Regions from separate parts of the Homo sapiens genome. Here all the other regions are linked to region 2. Evidence: read pairs that join two places in POLR2A ChIA-PET (ENCODE). Cell type or tissue: OCI-LY7. All regions are shown on one strand. Links, peaks and the distances in the headings refer to the core of each region. The heading gives the core; the rest is flanking DNA.

Region 1 (5,946 bases), core at 354-5,353, 190 kb after region 2:
GAGACTTCCAAGGGAGCCTGGGACTCTGCTCTCCTACTCCTTTCCTCCCTTGTGTTTGGGCACTCGGCTGAGCTCCTTGGAAAGATTTCTGCTTCCTGTGGGTGAGAAGTAGGGCAGTGTGAGGAGGCAGGGCTGCTAGGCTAAGATCCCAGGCTGCCCCACTGACCCATGTCCCTTCCTGGGTAATGGTGCCCAGTTGCTCAAGCCATACCTGAGGCTTCAGCCCGGGCCCCATCTCCCACACATCTAGCCAGCGTCCGCACCGCCAGCTCTGGGTCGCCCTGTCCTCTGCACCCACCGCCATGCTCTGTTTCAGACACCTATCCCATCTGTCCCTGGCAGAGCAGCAACTCTCCGGGGACTCCTGCCTCCAGGCCTGTGACCCATTTAGAGGGATCTTTCTGAAATGTGATTCTGGTCGTGCCAAGTTTAGTGGCTGCCTGCTCAGGCGCCTCAGTGTGGCCTCCAGGGTAGGCGTGATGGAGCCTACCTCTCCATTCCCTGTCCGCTGGGGTTCCCTGCTCAGCGCAGCAGGGACCCCAGCAGCTCCTCAACCAGCCAGGTTCCCTGTCAACTTTTGCACATATTAACCCCTACCCACCTTTCCTTTGATAAACTCCTGAGGGTCCTCAGATGGGTGCCCCTTCCTCCCTCCTGAACCCCCTGAGCATGCCTCCATCATTATTTCCCTACACTGACTCCCCCAGTTACTATGAGGATCTTAACTGCAGGAGACCATATTCTGTTCCTCTTGGTGTCCCCAGTACCTGGGACATAATAGGTACTTGGTATATGCTTATTAACCAGAAGAGTGATGGTGTTTATCCTCACCAGGTTGCTATGGCAACAGATGCTGCAGCCCCTCGAGGCCAAGTGACTTGAGACCTTGGAGGTCCAAAGGTCACACAACTACCTTCCTGGGGCCCCACCTGGCATCCTCCTCTCCCTACAGCCAGGACAGGCTGCCCAGCCTCAGAACCACCACTTGTTGTGACTATTAAACCCCATGTCCCAATGATGCCTGGAGACCATGCCTCAGGCACTTTACACTGTTAGTGGTAATGGTGACACATTATCTGAGTTTTGTTGCTTGTAAATTTCTTTTATGCTGATAAGCTTGGAACTGGATTGGAATTGAGTGGGGGACATTGTCCAGTGTCCATCAAGAATGTAATGGTAAACATTTAATGTTTTTTTCTCCTTCTTCCCCACAGTATCAGTTTTCTTATTGAATTTGGGAAGCAATAGCAATTGATTAAGTTGCAGTGGAGCTTGCCCTAAAAGGAAATGATTGATAATCCGTTTAGGTCTGGCTTGCTCGCTTTTCCCCTCCTGATTTCCTTGGCCACTTTTTCAATTACCAACTGTATTTAGCTTGGTTTGCTTGTTGTAACTCATTTCCCCTTCCTCCAGGATCTGCAGGGAAGTTGTAATGTAATGTTAGAGTAGTGACATCTAATTATTTCCCTGAGACATCAGTTAGAAATGTAAGAATACTTCTTCCTTGAGGTGGGCAGACGAGGGATGTGAGTCTGTGAGGCAGAACGTGTCTGTGCTGCCATCAGTCTTTGGGGTGGGAGGGAGGTCAGGGCGTCCAGTGACATCACAGCCTCCTGTCACTGGACTCAGAGCCCATGTGGGCTCCTGAGGCAAGCTCATAGGATTGTTTTGCAAGTGGACTGATTGGCTGGTTGGGTCTTTGCCATTAAGTGAGTTTATGAGGCCCTCACTACTGGGAGAGAGGCTTTGCAGAGGCTTGCGGCACTATGACGAGGGTCACACCTGATGTTCAGAGCTTTTTGTTTCTTTAGCTAATATCTTTAAGGTAAAACCATCTACAAAGTACTTTTACCCACTCAGTGACAGCTTGAGATCCTCCCAACAGTACTAATAAAAGAAAGGAGAAATTGAATTAGCAGCTATGTTTACCCTCCCAAATTAATATATGTATAATGTCTGGCCTTATTTGGTGTTTAGTAATGCATGCTGTCATGGCCACCTTCTCAGTGGAAGCACCGGGTGTGGGATCTCCCTGTTTCACAGGTGGATTGGCTGAGGCCTGAAATGGAGAAGGGACTTGTCCAAGATGGTTCAGGGCATGGAGTATGGAGCCCACTGTTGGGATCGCCAAGATGCCCGATAATAGCGTTCCTCATCCCTGCCTGAGGAGTGAACAGACTGAGGGGTAAGCCAAAGGCATGGCAGATGGTACACGGAAATATCACCTTCTTAAGAAACGTTAACGATGAGGGGCAGGCCGCCTGCATGAGAATTCCTCAGTCATAGGCAACCAGATGGGAGGTGGGCTGACTTACATGGGACAGCCAGGGCAGCATCTTGCTACCTCTTTTTACGCAAGATGAGTCCAGGAATATTCCACACAAAAAAAGCACAGGAGTCACTCAGGACCTGGAGGCTTTTCCCAAGACATCATGATGGAGTCTTCAGGGTCTGCCCCAGGGGCCAAAGCCCCCTTTCCCGCTCCTGCCAGACTCTCATGCATAACAAGTTTGGAATGAATTTGGCAATGCCATCACCACCCAGCTCACTTCTCAGTTACTTTCTGTTTGCTGTGTACTCTGGAAGGTGTGGATTACCCAGGGAGAACCCTGCCTTGAAGGGTGTGTGGCCAGGGACAGGTTCTCTGGGCTGTTGGCTGGTACCCCACAGCCCTGGGCTGGGGTGTTCCCCCTTGTGCCCATGCCAAGGCAAGGCTTTCTGCGTGGAAGTCTGGCAGGTGTACATTCGCTCCCCAGTGGGAATGGGGAGCAGAGGTTTCGTTGAGGCATCTCTTGGGAGTGCACAGTCCCTAATTTCTGAAATACCATTGATGAGAAGCAGCCCCAGTTTGGGTCTGAGTTAATGGGTTAAAAGAGCAGAACTGTTTTCTTGGGCGCTGAATATTTCTTCTAGATGTTCAGGTCCATAACCAAGGCAGCTAAGTCAGCGAATTGTCAGCATTCCAGAAAGAAGCGTCATCTCCTTGGGTGCTGAGGACCTCCGGGGCTGCAGCTGACTCTGCCCTCACACACCCTCCTTCTTGGCTTTCATGATTTATTTTGTCAAGAAGAATGAGGGAGTTAGGAGTGGCATCTCTCATAACAGCCTCCTCCCATCTTCTGAGAGTGCTCAAGACGGAGCTTGCCTGCTGCTGGCGTGGGGAGCTGACAAAATATTTAAATAAAGGCTCTGGGGGAAAAGGACATGCTTAGATTACAAAGAGAAATTCCACGCCGTTATGGTCTCAGCGTATTAGGCGCCTCTGTAATTGCACCTATTCAGCACTGCCATTTCTAGTCACCACGCAGCCATCCGAGGGAAGACGGATGCTCTAAAAATGGCCCCGAGAACAGTCTTTTTAAAAAGGCAGTTAACGATCTGGAGCTATAAATAGTGTCTTTCCAACAAATAACAAAGAGGGTCGGTTCCCCTTTCGCCTCTGCTGTTGAGGCCCCGCATCCTGGAGTAAGTGAGTGGGGTCAGGAGGGTTTGCACCTCCCCTAGAGTTTGAGTTCTTGGAGGCCTGATGACACCCAGCGTGTTGCCTAGAGGTGGGGATGAGACCCTGGCTGGCTGAACTGCCGCTCACCGTGTGTTTTTGGAGACACATCCCTCCTGGTGGCACAACAGAAAACCACGACTCTAAGTCACTTGCCCCAGCCCTCTGACCTCTCTTCAGCCCAGACCAGCCCTTCTGCCAGTTATAAAGCACCAGCCCTGCCAAGAGCAAAGAGAGGCTTGCTGGATCCCGCTGTCTCTTCATGGAGTTCCTGAATCACAGAACCTCCCAGTTTGTCTGTTTGCCTCCCATGTATCAAGAACTCAGAGGTTCAGCCAAGCGCGGTGGCTCACGCCTGTAATTCCAGCACTTTGGGAGGCCAAGGCGGGCAGATCACCTGAGGTCAGGAGTTCGAGACCAGCCTGGCCAACATGGTGGAACCCCATCTCTACTAAAAATACAAAAAAAACAGCGAGGTGTGGTGGCGGGAGCCTGTAACCCCACTACTCGGGAGGCTGAGGCGGGAGAATCACTTGAACCCAGGAGGCGGAGGTTGCAGTGAGCCGAGATGGCACCACTGCACTCCAGCCTGGATGACAAGAGCGAGACTCCATCTAAAAAAAAAGAAAGAAAGAAATCAGAAGTTCTTTGACATCATTTTAATTCATACCTTCTCCAAATCAGAACCACAAAAGCAGCATTACCTACACCCAGAATAGACACAGACATCAACAGAAGCACAAAGTGAGATGGAACCCTGTCTCCCAACCTGAGAGGGAGAGTTTGGGCTAAAACACGCCCATGTGAGGACAGCATTTGGAAAGTTAATGCTAAGGAAATAAGAAGGATGGGAGTAAAAAGAGGACAAGCCCCGATGTCCTGTTTATCAGCTCCCCCTCTCTCCTCTCCTGTCTCATCCGCTCCCGCCTTGAGGATAGCGTGGTTTCCCTGGACTCCTTTCCAGACCAGCTGCAGCCCCATTGGCAATACCAACTTCCCTAGCTGGGGTTGGCTGGACGGTGTGGTTCTTGGCAGAAGATGACACATGGGTAGCAGAGTGACTTTGGCTCCTGCATCGAGTGCTTGTCTCAGCCCCATCCATAGCCATATAGAATCCTAGTGGTGAACATGCAACACCCCTGAGAGCCACTGACCAGGCAGGCACTGGGGTGAGGGAAAGTGAGGGGACTGTGTGGGACCAGCTGTGCTGACGACAGCCTGCCACCCAAGGGATGCCTGTCCCTGCACCCTGGCTTTGTTCCTGCACCTGGTCCCCAGGAAGCCAAATCCAGTGCATTTTTCCAGCTTCTGCTCAGAGACAGCCAGTGTCTGCAGAAGGGCCAAGGCCACTGGACGTCTGGAGAGAGTCTGGCCACAATGGCCAAGTGGTGGACGTCTCCACAGGCTGCCCCGTGCCCCTGCAGAGGCAGGGCTTCATGAAGCAGGAGCAGGCAGCTCAGACCTGGGCCGGGCCACCTGTGCAGGTAACTCCTTCACTGCTATTGGTCGGTGGAATTGTAAGATCAGTTCTTCAGCAGGATGCTGCGGGTTTTCTGAGGCCCGTGGCCATCTGGATTTGTGCTCCGAACATATTATACCATGTTAACAGCTTTTAAAGTAGAAACACATGTGATTCTGGAAGGCTGGGATGGGGCAATGGAGGAGACTGTTTAAAATTGCTGTTTGGTATCTCTCGTAGTACAGTAGCAAAGGTAAAAACCTATTATGGTCCACGGAAGCAGTTCATTGCGTAATGACATCTTCATAACTTGCCCTGCTAGCTGGCTTTTCTCACAGTCTCTGCGGGGAAGTTTTGTTCTTTTAAAATATTTTCTGGGGTGGTGGAGGGGGAGAGTTTGGAGGCGCTAAGCCCCTCCACTGAAACTCCTGGGATGGGGGACTTGCAGTAACCCGTGCCCCTCCGAGGAGCCCTGGAGCGGGGTTGGTGGGGACACTTCCACCCACTTCCATGGGGATTTACAAGGTCTGCTTCATGGACATTTTCAAAACTCTTCTCTCTGCTACTTCCTCCCACCACCCCCAGATCACCACGTTTTGGGAGAAGAGTGGTTGGGAAACAAAGACTCAGATATCAGCCTGCCTTTTAGAAATCCCAGATTTTAACCACCTACCAGCTGAGCAACCTTAGGCCAGTTATATAATCCTCAGAGCCTCTGACTCCTTATCTGCAAGATGGGGTAACAGTAACACATGCCTGCTATTATTTATTACTGATGTTGCTGTTTCTGAGCAGTATAATAATGCTGCTATTATTAACAATTACTGCCGGTATGGAGAGGAGTCATTAGGGCAATGCCTGTACGGTTCCTCGCAGCTCAGTAAAGGCGGTGGTTGCCACCAGCACAAGCATGCCTTGCAGGTTGGTTTTGGTTATTTAATCTTTGCCAAGTAATGCATTGTGGGTTTCTGTTCTGTGAGCATCCCAG
Region 2 (5,946 bases), core at 628-5,627:
CTGGGTGACAGAGCAAGACCTTGTCTCAAAAAAAAAAAAAAAAAGGAAAATCATAAGGAAGAGAAAATATATTTACTATTCTTTAAGTGGAAGTGGATCATCATAAAGGACTTCAGACTTGTTATCTTCACATTGAGTGGGCTGATGAGAAGGAAGAAGAGGGATGGTTTTGCTGTCTCAGGGGTGCAGAGGTGGAAGAAAATCCACATATAAGTGGACCCACATGGTTTACACTTGTGTTGTTCAAGGTTTGACTGTACGTTCTGAGCCCAAAATTGGAACACATGCCCTAAGGCCCTGTCCTGGATCATTTTATATATGTGTATGGTCAGGCTTACAAAGATAGAAAAATGGAATTCCATTTTCTTACATATTTCTACAAATTATTTTGGTCAAAATCTAGAAAATACATAAAACTGAGGTCTCCTGGAAAAGCCAGAATTTATCTCTGGGATTGGGATAATTGGCTATTAGGAAAGGGGTCTACCTTGTTGGCCTGTGGTCTTGACTTTTCCTTCTGGAACTGAGAATATGTGAATGGCTCGTGGAACTGCACGGAACCCAGTGGTGGGCAGTATCTTTGTAAACAAAATGAGGTTGGCTTTCAATGGCCAGGGAATGAATGTGGAACCAAATTGCAGTTTGTAGAAACAGAGCTGGGCTCAGACATTTAAATTAAACGTATATTTCTATTTGCACTTCCATTTTGTTCGGTAATAGTGTTGGATATGGGAAATCTTGTCTTTGTTTATATTTGAGGGAACTGCAGCCTTCATTTCCTAAACGGAAGATCCTGTGGCATTCCTGCAATGGAAGCTCACCAGATGATCAGAAAAGGGAGAGATGGCGAAGTAACTTGTCTCTGGTTACCCTCCCATTGTGGAAATTAATATCTGACCCAATTCTGTTTGCCCAGTGAGTTTATGGCTTGCTAAGTGGCTGTTGTAATGATCCGTCAACTGTTGCAACAGCATTTTCTAACAATTTTATTTTACAGTTCTGAAGTTTTAGTCCATAAATTTTTTGAACTTAAGGCTTTGAGTTGGAGGAGCCATGTGGTTCTAGGGGGGAAAAAAGTGCCAGATTTATTCTTTATGTCTGTGAGCTGTGCCTTCCCCCCATTCTTTTCCCTCTTTACATGCCACCCCTCTGATATTTTCTACTTGAAAAAAAAATTCATACTAAAGTGCTTGTCTTTGTATAATGCTACTCATAGAATATTTGTATGAAAAAAGAGTCAGGAGATGCGATGTTCAACCCAAGTGCATGAATTATGATTATAAAGTTTCCATTTAAAAATGAAGGCTGTTGGAACCCTTACGTGTTGCTGATGGAAATATAAAATGGTGTAGCCACTGTACAAAGCACTGTGGTAGTTTCTCAAAAAATTAAACATAGATTTATTGTGTGGTCAGCAGTTCTACTTCTGGTTATATACATGAGAGATTTGGAGGCAGGGACTTGAACAGACATGTGTATACCCACATACATTGCAGCATTATTCACAATAGCCAAAAGGTGGAAACAACCCAAATGTCCATTGATACACGAATGGATAAACAAAATGTGATAGACATATGATTAAATAGTATTCAGCCTTGAAAAGGAAGGCAATTCCGATAGATGCTACAATGTGGATGGACCTTGAAGACGTGCTAAGTGAAATCAGCCTGTTACAAAAGGAGATTATGGCTCCTCCTATATGAGGTTCCTAGAGCAGTCAAATCCATAGAGCTCCCCACCCCTTATGACATCACTCAGCAACTTTATTTATTAGGTCACAAGGGGGTGGGGAGCTCTGTGACAAAAAGAGCTCTGTGACAGAAAGAGTGGCGATTTTATGTTATGGATATTTTACCACTGTAAAAACATAATAGGCTGGGCATGGTAGCTCACGTCTATAATCCCAGCCCTTTGGGAGGCTGAAGTGGGCAGATCACTTGAGGTCAGGAGTTCGAGACCAGCATGGCCAACACGGAGAAACCCTGTCTCTACTAAAAAGTAAAGAAATTAGCTGGGTGTGGTGGCGCACGCCTGTAATCCCAGCTACTCAGGAGGCTGAGGGATGAGAATTGCTTGAGCCTGGGAGGCAGGGGTTGTAGTGAGCCGAATTGGCACCACTGCACTCCAGCCTGGGCAACAGAGTGAGATTCTGTCTGAAACAACAACAGCAGCAGCAACAACAACAACAACAAACAACAACAACAACAACAAACAACAACAACAACAAAACATAATAAATGAAGGCTGATGGGAAGCCTTATGTGGGTGGGGTTAATGTCTCTCTTAAGCCAGACAGGTGAGAACTGCCCTCTAGATGTCCTTTGAAAATATAGCACTGCCCAGGCTGGTCTGTCAATATTAGCCAGCTAACGTGGTCCTTAGGTCCCAGGCCACTTCCCAGGTAAGGGGCTCCATCCCCGTGCTGACCTGCATTTTCCTTCTAGGTGGGGATTTCAGGTCTAGAAGCAGCTCCCACCTGAAACCTATGTTCTTGGTTGCTTTATGTGATAATTATTGTGTTCTATTTTAAGCCACTCCTCTGAGTTTGGTAACCGTCTGGGATTCTGTTTTGTTAGCCCTCTCTGTGAGACACAATAAAAGAACAGCAAGACCTCATGTAGGTGGTGAGGGGCCAGAAGGCTCGGCTGGCTGGGTTTGGAGACACAGTCCCTCCTGTGCAGCAGGAGTTTTCATTCCCTATAGGTGAAGGCTGAGAAAAGACAAGGCTTTGAATAAAATAAAATACATATTTTTCTCCCTGCTCTGGAAATGCGCTTGGCTCCAACACAGCAGGTGGCCGAGGAACTCAATCTGTGGAAGGCATCAGTGCTTTCAGTGCAATCAAAGTTAAGTGCAGAAATTTAATTAAACGGCATCAAGGATGGCAGAAACTTTGTAAAGCTGCAATGCATTGTCAAATTCAACAATTATTTCAAGGAACACAATCCACAGATGGTGTCTAATTGATAAATTAAGGTTCTGCTTCTCTAATGGGCTTGTGTTTAAGCCCGTTTTCCACCCATACAATAACCATCACCTCCAGGATGCCCCCTTTCCCCTCTCCAGCTTGGACATCGCTGCAAGAAGAAAGCAACCCAGCTCCCCCAGATGACATTCGGGAAGCCTAGGGTTGGGTCCTGAATGTTTAGTGGGAAAGACCTCCAGCTCCTTTTCCTGTGATCCCAAGCTCCCTTTTGGGATTGAGTCTTGTCCTAAAAACAGAAACAATAGGATTTCTTCGGGCCTGTGTGTCCTTTTCTGCTCTGCTAACCCGGATGTGTTGCTCAGAGATGGCTGGGTTATTTATTTATTCATTTTTTTTTTCTTTTTCCTTTTTAGCATTGCTGACTTTCTTCCTCCATGGCACAGGATTTTTGCCCAAAACAAAAGTCTCAATTTATTTGTTCTTTAAAAAAATAAAAACCACACTGAACAAAAACCTCTGTTTTTCAGAACTTGCTTCCTGTCTGTTAATAGTAGATACCCAGCTAACTTACTTTTATTTCGTAAGAAAATATTTGCGATCTCCAAACATCCAGTCATGTGCAGAGAAATGTATCCTGTGTTGAGATTTCATTTGAAAGGAAACCTGAAGATCTTGGGTGTTTACCAGAACTTCATTTTGCAGATGAGAAAACTGAGGCACAATGGTTTTTTATATACCTTGCTTTGGGACTAGTTCTGTGAAACATGATGTTTCTAAAGCTGGAGGAGAGGCAGTTGAGCACATCTGGGCTACCTACTTTAAATGGTTATTTCATCCATTCGTTTGTTCTACCAACAAATATGCATTAGGTACCTTAGCTTTTCTAAATGCTAAGGGGAAGTTCAGTGGTGAAGGAAGACACTATTCCTGCCTGCGTGGAGCTCACAGGAAAGTGTGGGGAACAGATACTGCACGGATCCTATGAGTAGCTGTATCAGTACAAGTTGGGATGGGTGTTCTGCAGGCAGGGTAGAGGGTGACCTGGGAGTGTCTACTGGGAGACATTAGGAGGGTTTCTCTGAGAAATGACTTAGCATTAGGAGGGATGGGAGGAGCCTTCTTGGCAGAGGGGATAGTGAGCTCACGGCTCAGTGTACCAGAAGACCCAATAGAAGGCCATGTGGGGGAGGAGATAGTGTGAGAAAGGCTGGCAATGAGCAAACAGAGAATGTTGTCCTGGGAGATGAGCTTCCACATATTGTGCACTTACTGGACAGTATACCTGGTGCTGTTCAGAACCTTATACAGCCCATCTTGTCTAACCCTTACTTTATTCCTAGATGTATCTCAGTATCTTCTACAGATTGTGGCACATAGTAGAGTCTCAGTAAATGAATCTTCCCAATGTTGACTATTTTTTTTGAGACAGAGTCTCGCTCTGTCACCCAGGCTGGATGCAGTGGGTGTGATATCGACTCACTGCAACTTCTGCCTCCCCCGGATCAAGGGAGCCTCCCACCTCAACCTCCCGAATAGCTGGGACCACCGTTGTGTACCATGCCAGGCTATTTTCTTGTATTCTTAGTAGAGACAGGGTCTTGCCGTGTTGCCCAGGCTAGTCTTGAGCTCCTGAGCTCAAGCAGCCCCACCCGTTTCGGCCTCCCAAAGTGCTGGGATTACAAGCATGAGCCACCATGCCCAGCGTTGGCTATTATTATCCCAACTTTTCAGTTGGGGAAGTTGAGGTGGACTGAAGGTAAATCTGCTGGCCCCAGGTCCGAGACCACCGGTGGGGTGGGTTTCTGTGCTGGACAGCATCTGTCTCCCCCAGCCTGGGCCCTTCTCACGCCTCTTCCCTCCCCTGAAGGGATCACACGTTTGAATGACTTGGAGACTTGGAGACACATTCTGTAATTCATAACTCTGACCACATGCTGCTCTTAAATTTCCACCCCGTGAAGGAAAGAAGAAATGAGAGACAACCCCTAACTTTTTATTTTTACACATATAGTAGAGGTGGAGAGGGCCAAGTTTACAACAGAACCTTTGCAAAAGCAGCAGCCAGGGCTCAGGACCTCACTGGGTACCCTTGGCCTTGTCTTTGCTCCCTACGGGTTGTCCTGGAACAGGAAAGCAAAGGGGAGGAGCGAAGAGGTGGGGACAGCCAAGGAACAGATCATATTTACTTATTTGTTTGTTTATTTCTAACGAGTAGCTGTGGGGAATGCCACTGCAGAACCCTTTCTAATTGCCTTTTATTTATTTATTTTTGCCATAGCGTGGGTGGCTTTTGAAATTGCACGTAATTTACGGAGGCGAGGATCCTGTGCCTGGGATACCAGATGATGTGGCTGAATGGCTGTTGGCTGTTTATTTGCTAGTCTGTCGTTACCAACACAGTATTCTTGAGTTCAGAGGCACAACAGTGTTTGATCCCCCTCCTCTCTCCTATCTAAATATATCCAACTAGTCAATCAGACTTGGCAGCCGTCAGGGCTGTGGCTGTCAGATTGAGTTTGCCTTGGCTCCTCTGAACTATTGGCTTGTTTTCCAAGCTCGAAAGTGTATACAAATAGTGATATCTAAATTAGACTTGCAAACACACACCCAGGTAGGGGCCCTGAAGGGGAAGAATGAGGCAGCATTTTGGTATGAAAATGACATTTCCTTCTCCTCCACTATCTGTTGGAGAGCACAGACGAAGCTACACTGAGGGGAATGGCTTCACGCTTGGTGAACAAGATGCGTGGGTGTGTTTTTCTGAATTGTGATTAAAATGTTTTTTTTTCCTTCAAATTTTAAGTTGTATCAGGAGATACAAGTGGAATATTAACTCAGTAGATGGGGGAGGTCTGGAGTGTCTCCCATCTGCTTCCCTTCTGAAGGGATCTCAGCTGAACTGAATGAGGTATATGTTGTGAGCAGTTAATATACGGTTGGTCCTTGTGATGTTGTTGTCTTGGCTGAGGATTCAGGAAGACTCTTGGGCCTTGGAGAGGCCTTTGGTTCCATGGCCT
Region 3 (5,946 bases), core at 354-5,353, 260 kb after region 2:
CGGCACCGCACCAAGAGGTGCCCACAGTTATCCAGCTCAATGTGATAGAATCTCTTTCATTTTTCTTAATGAAGGTGAACTTAATAAAAGCAAACACATGATGATTGTTGATATATTTTATTTCTCTGAGCCTTCTCTGCCACATAATCCCACTGCCTTTAACTTTCTTGGCCTCGTTGGGCACATGCTGTTTATTTAACATGCTGATACGAGTGTTAGAGAAATAGCACATTGCTGAGCCCTCAAAGAAAAGCTTCACCCTAGCAGGCCCAGAAACGAAGAGAGGCTGATGATCAGCTAAAGCACGTTAGCCAAAAGCATTCTTAGGTGCAGTCGTACTGAGAAGCCCCGCGTGAAGTCCTGACTCAGTGTTCCCTGACATTAAGCCCCCTGAAATGTGAGCAAAAAAAAAAAGTATCGTTAAGAACAGGCACTAGGAAGCTGTAATCTGCTGGCGTTCACTAACAGATCAAAAGATTGGAGATTGGCTGGAACTTAAAACCACATATCTACACTCAATTTCGACGGGGATCTGGCTTTCCCAAAAATATCTGTTTAGGTTATTCTCAAGGAAGTGTTCCTTTGTTTAGCCGCTTCCTGGTGGACAGAGGAAACTCAGAATTCAGCTCTTCATTGTCCCTGTAGAGCAGTGCAGTCCAATAGAACTTCCTGCAAGGGAGGGAAGGTCCTGTCTGCACTAGCCAATATCACTAGCCGCCTGTGCACGGTAGCTGCTGAGCCCTTGAGTTGTGGCTTTTGCGAATGAGGAACTGGAGCTTTCATTTTAGATAATTTGAATTAAATTTAAATTGGACGGCGCAGGTCTGGAGGAGCCCCTGCAACTCAGGGTGATTCTGGGGGCAAAGCATCTTTGTAGACTTTAGCCTTCGCGTCCTTGCCTAGGAAGGACTCTTGGCACTTGGTGTTTAGTCTGTTTGCAGACCTCATGGAGCCGATGAGGTGCCCCAGGCAGTGCTCTAAACATCACGCAGCAGATATGTCACACTCTGGCAGTTCCCTGGATAAACAGCCCTGTCTCTTGTCTCTTTCAAGTCTGGGGCCTGGTGGGAGCCGTTTTCCATGACTCTGAGTAGCTGAGTAACAGAGCCCGGGAGAAGATGAGTCATGGACCCGTCTAGAAGGGAAACATCTCTAGGGTTGCAGCAAAGATCTAGAACCAGAACCACAGTTTTGACAACTTTGTCAGCATCCCCAAAATGGGGACTCAAAATGAGCTCAGTGGCAAATCCAAATTCTATTGTTGATTTCTGTATTTTTGCTTCTGCAATGGAAAGCCGATCTGCAAGAGAGGTGGTCACCCTGGCAGAAGCCTTGATTTTTTTTTACTTTAGTGACAAGAGATAATTACTGTGGGATTGATCAGGCGTCCAGAGTATTGGAGCAGATAAATTGTGCAGTGGCCAGTGTGGGAGGGGCCAGGCTGCTAATGGAAGTGGTGGCTGGGTCATCCCACCGTAATGTGGCTTGACGGAGCGTCTGCACGGGTCTGCTGTAATGTGCTATTGATATGCAGCCAGCCAATTTCCCCCGTGTGGCTGGGGCTGTGAACCATTCGAGCAGAGCTGGGCTGCACAGCAGTAAATGAAGAGGAAAATTGAAGTAATGTTGTATTATAAATTTATGATTTCATCTGCCTGACCTAGAGGATGTTCGGCGATTGGGGGTGGAGATAAGATCCCCCGCTCTGGCAGATGCCGAATTCTCATCTTTGTGGTTTGGGAGACTATAGTATTGATGTGTCCAGGAAGAGTGGGGTGAGACCCAAAGTTGGGGTGAACTTGACCATGCTTTTCTTCTTTCTCGTTGAAGCCTTGTAGGAAAGCCAGGAAGAAAGCAGGTATAATTGCATTGTATTTGTCACCTAAGTGCAGGGAGAAACTGGCTGCTCTGCCACTTCCCACCCTCCCTGAGGGAAGGTGACACATAGGCTTATGCTTTTGCTGTCAGATTAACACTAAAATATTTAAGACCCCCAGCTCTGAAGTTAGAAGCAAAGGAGCCATTTTTCATCTGGAAAGCCCCTAGGCAGCCATGACTTGGCTGTTTGCATATAATCCATTTATCAATATTGTTGAAATCATGGTATAAGAAATCTAGTACAAGATCTGATTTGCTAGCAGGTGATTAATTTGGAGGAGAACTGAGCTGCCTAGCCACGAAATAAATACGAAGGAAGGCGCCAGTATGCATGTGTCCATTTAAGGCATCTGAGCCCTGGCCTTTGCTGTTCTTCCTTCCTTCTTTCTCCGTCGGGTTGCTGAGCTCAACATCCCACCGGGCTCCTGCTCCTTAGCTAGCAGTCAGTGCAGAGCTGCTGGGTCCTTCTGCCTCGCTTGGGCAGGCTTCTGTCAATGAGTCACCAAGCACCGGGAAATAAGTGCACAGGAAGGAGCAGGTGGCAAGACCCTGTGGAGGTAGAGACAGTTCCATTCAGTGAGTGAGCTGTGACTGCAAATTTGGGAAGGTTCTGGGGGAAGCAAGGGAAAGGAGCCACAGCTGGTCTCACTCAAGAATTTGGGCACGTCACTGTTGCAAGGGACCCACAAGGCTTTCTACAGGTGACAAGACTAAGCTCCAAGAGAAAAAGGAAGACTCCTATCTTAAGTCGGGTTGCTGTCACAGATTACCATAGACGAGGTGGCTTATGAACAACAAACATTTATTTCTCACAGTTCTGGAGGCTGGGAAGTAAAGATCAAGGTGCTGGCTGATTCTGTGTCTGGTGAGGGCCCGCTTCCTCATAGATGGCCCCTTCTAACCGTGTCCTCACGTGTTGGAAGGGGTGAGGGTCTCTCTGTGACCTCTTTGTTAAGGGCACATTCATGAGGGCTCCACCTCATGGCCTCATCACACCCCAAAGGCCCCATCTCCTAAGGCCATCACCTTGGGGGTTAAGATTTCAACATAGAAATTTGGGGGAAACACATACATCAAATCATAACAACCCCCAAGGGCATGGTTGGGGGCCAGAGGCAGGACTGGAACCCAGGTCTCCTGACTTCAGACCCGTGAGTTTCTGCTCTAGGTCTGGTGGCAGATCCACTGATCCTAGGCAGAGGCTACAACACCAACATCCACCAGGAAGTGAGGGACGGTGGAGCCCACCTCCAAGGCACAAAAGCTCTGAGTAGGCAGCAGGATGACAAGCAAACTCTGACTCCTGTTGCCGAGTGCAGGCAAAGTGGAATTTAGTAAGGGATCCTTTTCCATTAGCCCTCACTTGCAGGGTCAGAAAGTGGTCAGTGTGATGTATGAGAAGCCACTGAGCAGGTGGGTGATAAGACCCCAGAGCTGTGTGTAGGGATGTTTTTAAAGGGTTTGTGTAGAAGGGCAGAGACACCCGTGGAAAGTGTCACTGTTGCCCTCAATTGCTGGAGAGCCTGGAGGCTGTCATAAGTCCACTCATCAAAGTAATTGTTTGCCAGTGTTTTGATAACAAGCAACAGAAACAACCCTGGCTGCTGTAAGCAGCAAAGGAGATTATTAGAAGGAGCTTGGGCAGTGCTGGAGAATTGACAGGATGGCTGGAGAACAGGACTCAGAAAACAGGCAGGAACTGGGGGAGCTGGGTGGTCAGAGCCCCAGCCCTAGCCAAGGGGACAACTCAGGAATGACCTGGTCAGGGGGCCACTGTTGCCAACACTGGATGCCAGATTCTGCTACTGACACCAGAATAAATTCGGAGCCAGTCCCTCCTCCTCTGCCCTACCAGCTCCAGAGGCAGATCCTAAGGAGGGCTTCCGTCTGTCGAGCCCAGGTTCACAGGCCTGCCTCCCAGCCTCCAGCCCCAGGAAGAGCCCTGAGGCCTTCTCAGCTTCTGTGATGGCCGGGGGGGTGGGCCTCTCTCCAAGACTTACACACAGGGAGAGGCTCAGGGGCTGGGCAGCCAAAAAATGACCACAGACATTCACCTCCAAAGTCAAAGCGAAAGTCACGTTCTCGGTGGTTGGGTGGCCGTGGTGGCATCTTAAGAGCAAGAATGTACTGAGGTTACATATACACTGAGTGGAGGGAGGCAGAGTGAGCCTGACCCATACGGCCTTCATTTAGCCTGAATCAGGCAGGGACTTGAAGAACGAAGTGGCCTGAGCAGCCACAATGACTCCCTGAGAGCTGAATGACACCTCACATCACTGGGGGTTAGTGACAGATCTGAGATGGTCACACCAGCCCCTGGACTTGCCAGCTGAGTTTCTTGTGTGCCCAGTGGCCAGCCCAGTGGCAGTTTCTACAAGTGTCTTTCAGTGAACCACTCACCCCCTAGCTTGCCTGCTGAGACAGGGGTCTAGAAACAATACGCTTGTGGTGAAACGCCCATCCAGTCACACGGCACGGGGCTCCTGAGTCGGAGCTACACTTTGTGGTATGCATCTTAACACATCCAGCCTCTCACCATTCTCCAAAGATCTTGGCACCTCCGTGGAGTGTCAAAACTGCAGTGTGGGCCATGGCTCATCAGGCCCAGCGTTTTCCAGAGGCCCAGGGTGAGCCCTGAGTTTGGCCGCTAAACTGTGACTCCTGAGTTCGCATGCTCTGTCTGGTGCTGGCTCTGTTGTCCACTGCCTTGGGAGGATGCATCACGAGGACTTTAATCTCCTACTGTCAATAGCTTTAAGGTAAAGTACATGCAGGGTAAGCTCTCCAAATGTCAGAGCCAGGCGCAGGCTTTGTGTTTGGTGCTGATGCATGGCATTTACTCTGAAGGTTCAGGAAAGTACATGGGCTTTGCGGGGTCTGGCTGCCCAAATATGGGTTAATTAGCAACAGCTGACAGCAGCGCCCCCGGCCACAGGAGAGAGGTGACCCAGACCCTTAATAAAAAAACCCTCATGAGAGACAAATTATTCTGTGAAGGAAAATAACTCAGGCTTTCCTCATTGCCACCCTCCGTGAGATTTTACCCCAGACCTGAGGCGGCTGTACTAACAGGACTCTGATCTTTCTCTTTGTGTTCAAGGATATCCCAACTTCGTGGCGACCTATGGCCGTGGCTACCCCGGATTTGCTCCAAGCTATGGCTATCAGTTCCCAGGTGAGTGGCTTGGTCTCCCAGGGCTTTGGAAGCACAAGAGGTGGGCTGCATTTGCGGGGAGGTGAGAGGACCCCTAAAGAGAATGCATTTCTTACATGCATCCACTTGAAAATGACCTATACATGATAAATTTCAAATCCACTGAAGTTCAAGGCCAGGATGCAGCTCAGAGTTTTTGATTAACTCAGGTATAACTCACTGGTGCCGGGTATTTGAGAACGGCAGCTTTTAAAGGGAAAGCAGAACGGAGGCAGGAGGCCTCCCTGTGCTCACCTCCTTTTTCTGAAGCCTCTTCCGGGTTTTTTCTCACTGGGGACTGAACTCTAGGCCCAGGGCTTTCTTTCACCCTCTACCACCCCTTGCCCGCCTCCCCGCTCCCTGTGTCCACCTGCCCAATGTTTGATGTCTCCCCGCCCTTGCTTCCTTTCCTCCACCCCTCCTCCTCCTGCTCCGTCCTGACTGCTGTGGCTTCGGCGTCCTTCTGGGCTGTGTTGATGTTGAGCTGCTAGGGGTTGGGACTGCTGTCCATCCTGGGTGAGCTGTTTAGATTATCCTTTCCCTCTGCGTGGGTATCAAGACTTGAGGCAGAGCCCATGGTGATGCCCGCCACATGCCAGGGCTGCTCCAGCTCCAACTCCAGGTAGCTGGCAGGCCTGGGACCTCACCTGGGAGAAGCAGCGAGGGGAAACATGGTCTTGTAGGGATGGGGTAGGGACAATGAAGGAAGCGATGTTTTACAGGGTATGCTTTTCCCCAGCCTTTCTCAAATCTGGAGTACAGATAAGAATATATTGGGGTGTTTGGGGGTCTCCATGTGCAAAGGACAGCCGAGATTCCAGAGGAGGTGTAGGGACAGAGTCTTGTCCCCTGTGGGTTTTCTGCTGAGGGAGGAG

The links. ChIA-PET counts read pairs that join two places held together with the same protein. Peaks named below come from ENCODE experiments on the same cell type or tissue, not always from the same donor. Only the 100,000 strongest peaks of a DNase experiment are listed, where the experiment ranks them.
Region 1: POLR2A ChIA-PET joins it to region 2 with 5 read pairs; 2 of 35 experiments call an interaction of 5 or more read pairs at or near these places.
Region 3: POLR2A ChIA-PET joins it to region 2 with 5 read pairs; 1 of 35 experiments calls an interaction of 5 or more read pairs at or near these places.

The regions. Positions count from the first base shown.
Region 1 is chr17:57,554,947-57,560,892 of GRCh38, forward strand. All of the region lies in intron 7 of MSI2 (musashi RNA binding protein 2), which reads left to right. It overlaps LOC107984993 (a long non-coding RNA gene), which reads left to right. Exons shown (of 2, transcript XR_001752947.3): 1 at 1-4,983. Among named protein-coding and RNA genes, the nearest start is that of MSI2-AS1, 50 kb to the right of the region's middle. In OCI-LY7, for the core only: no CTCF peak of the experiment used is centred there; DNase peaks (open chromatin) are centred at 865 and 3,415; H3K4me3 peaks cover 1,822 bases; H3K27ac peaks cover 5,000 bases.
Region 2 is chr17:57,361,580-57,367,525 of GRCh38, forward strand. The region is part of intron 5 of MSI2 (musashi RNA binding protein 2); the gene reads left to right. Among named protein-coding and RNA genes, the nearest start is that of MSI2, 110 kb to the left of the region's middle. RefSeq lists a silencer at 2,535-2,778. In OCI-LY7, for the core only: no CTCF peak of the experiment used is centred there; DNase peaks (open chromatin) are centred at 3,702 and 5,552; H3K4me3 peaks cover 2,973 bases; H3K27ac peaks cover 3,606 bases.
Region 3 is chr17:57,622,251-57,628,196 of GRCh38, forward strand. MSI2 (musashi RNA binding protein 2) reads left to right here. Exons shown (of 14, transcript NM_138962.4): 10 at 4,979-5,053. Among named protein-coding and RNA genes, the nearest start is that of MSI2-AS1, 17 kb to the left of the region's middle. In OCI-LY7, for the core only: no CTCF peak of the experiment used is centred there; DNase peaks (open chromatin) are centred at 731, 1,531 and 2,381; H3K4me3 peaks cover 2,311 bases; H3K27ac peaks cover 3,262 bases.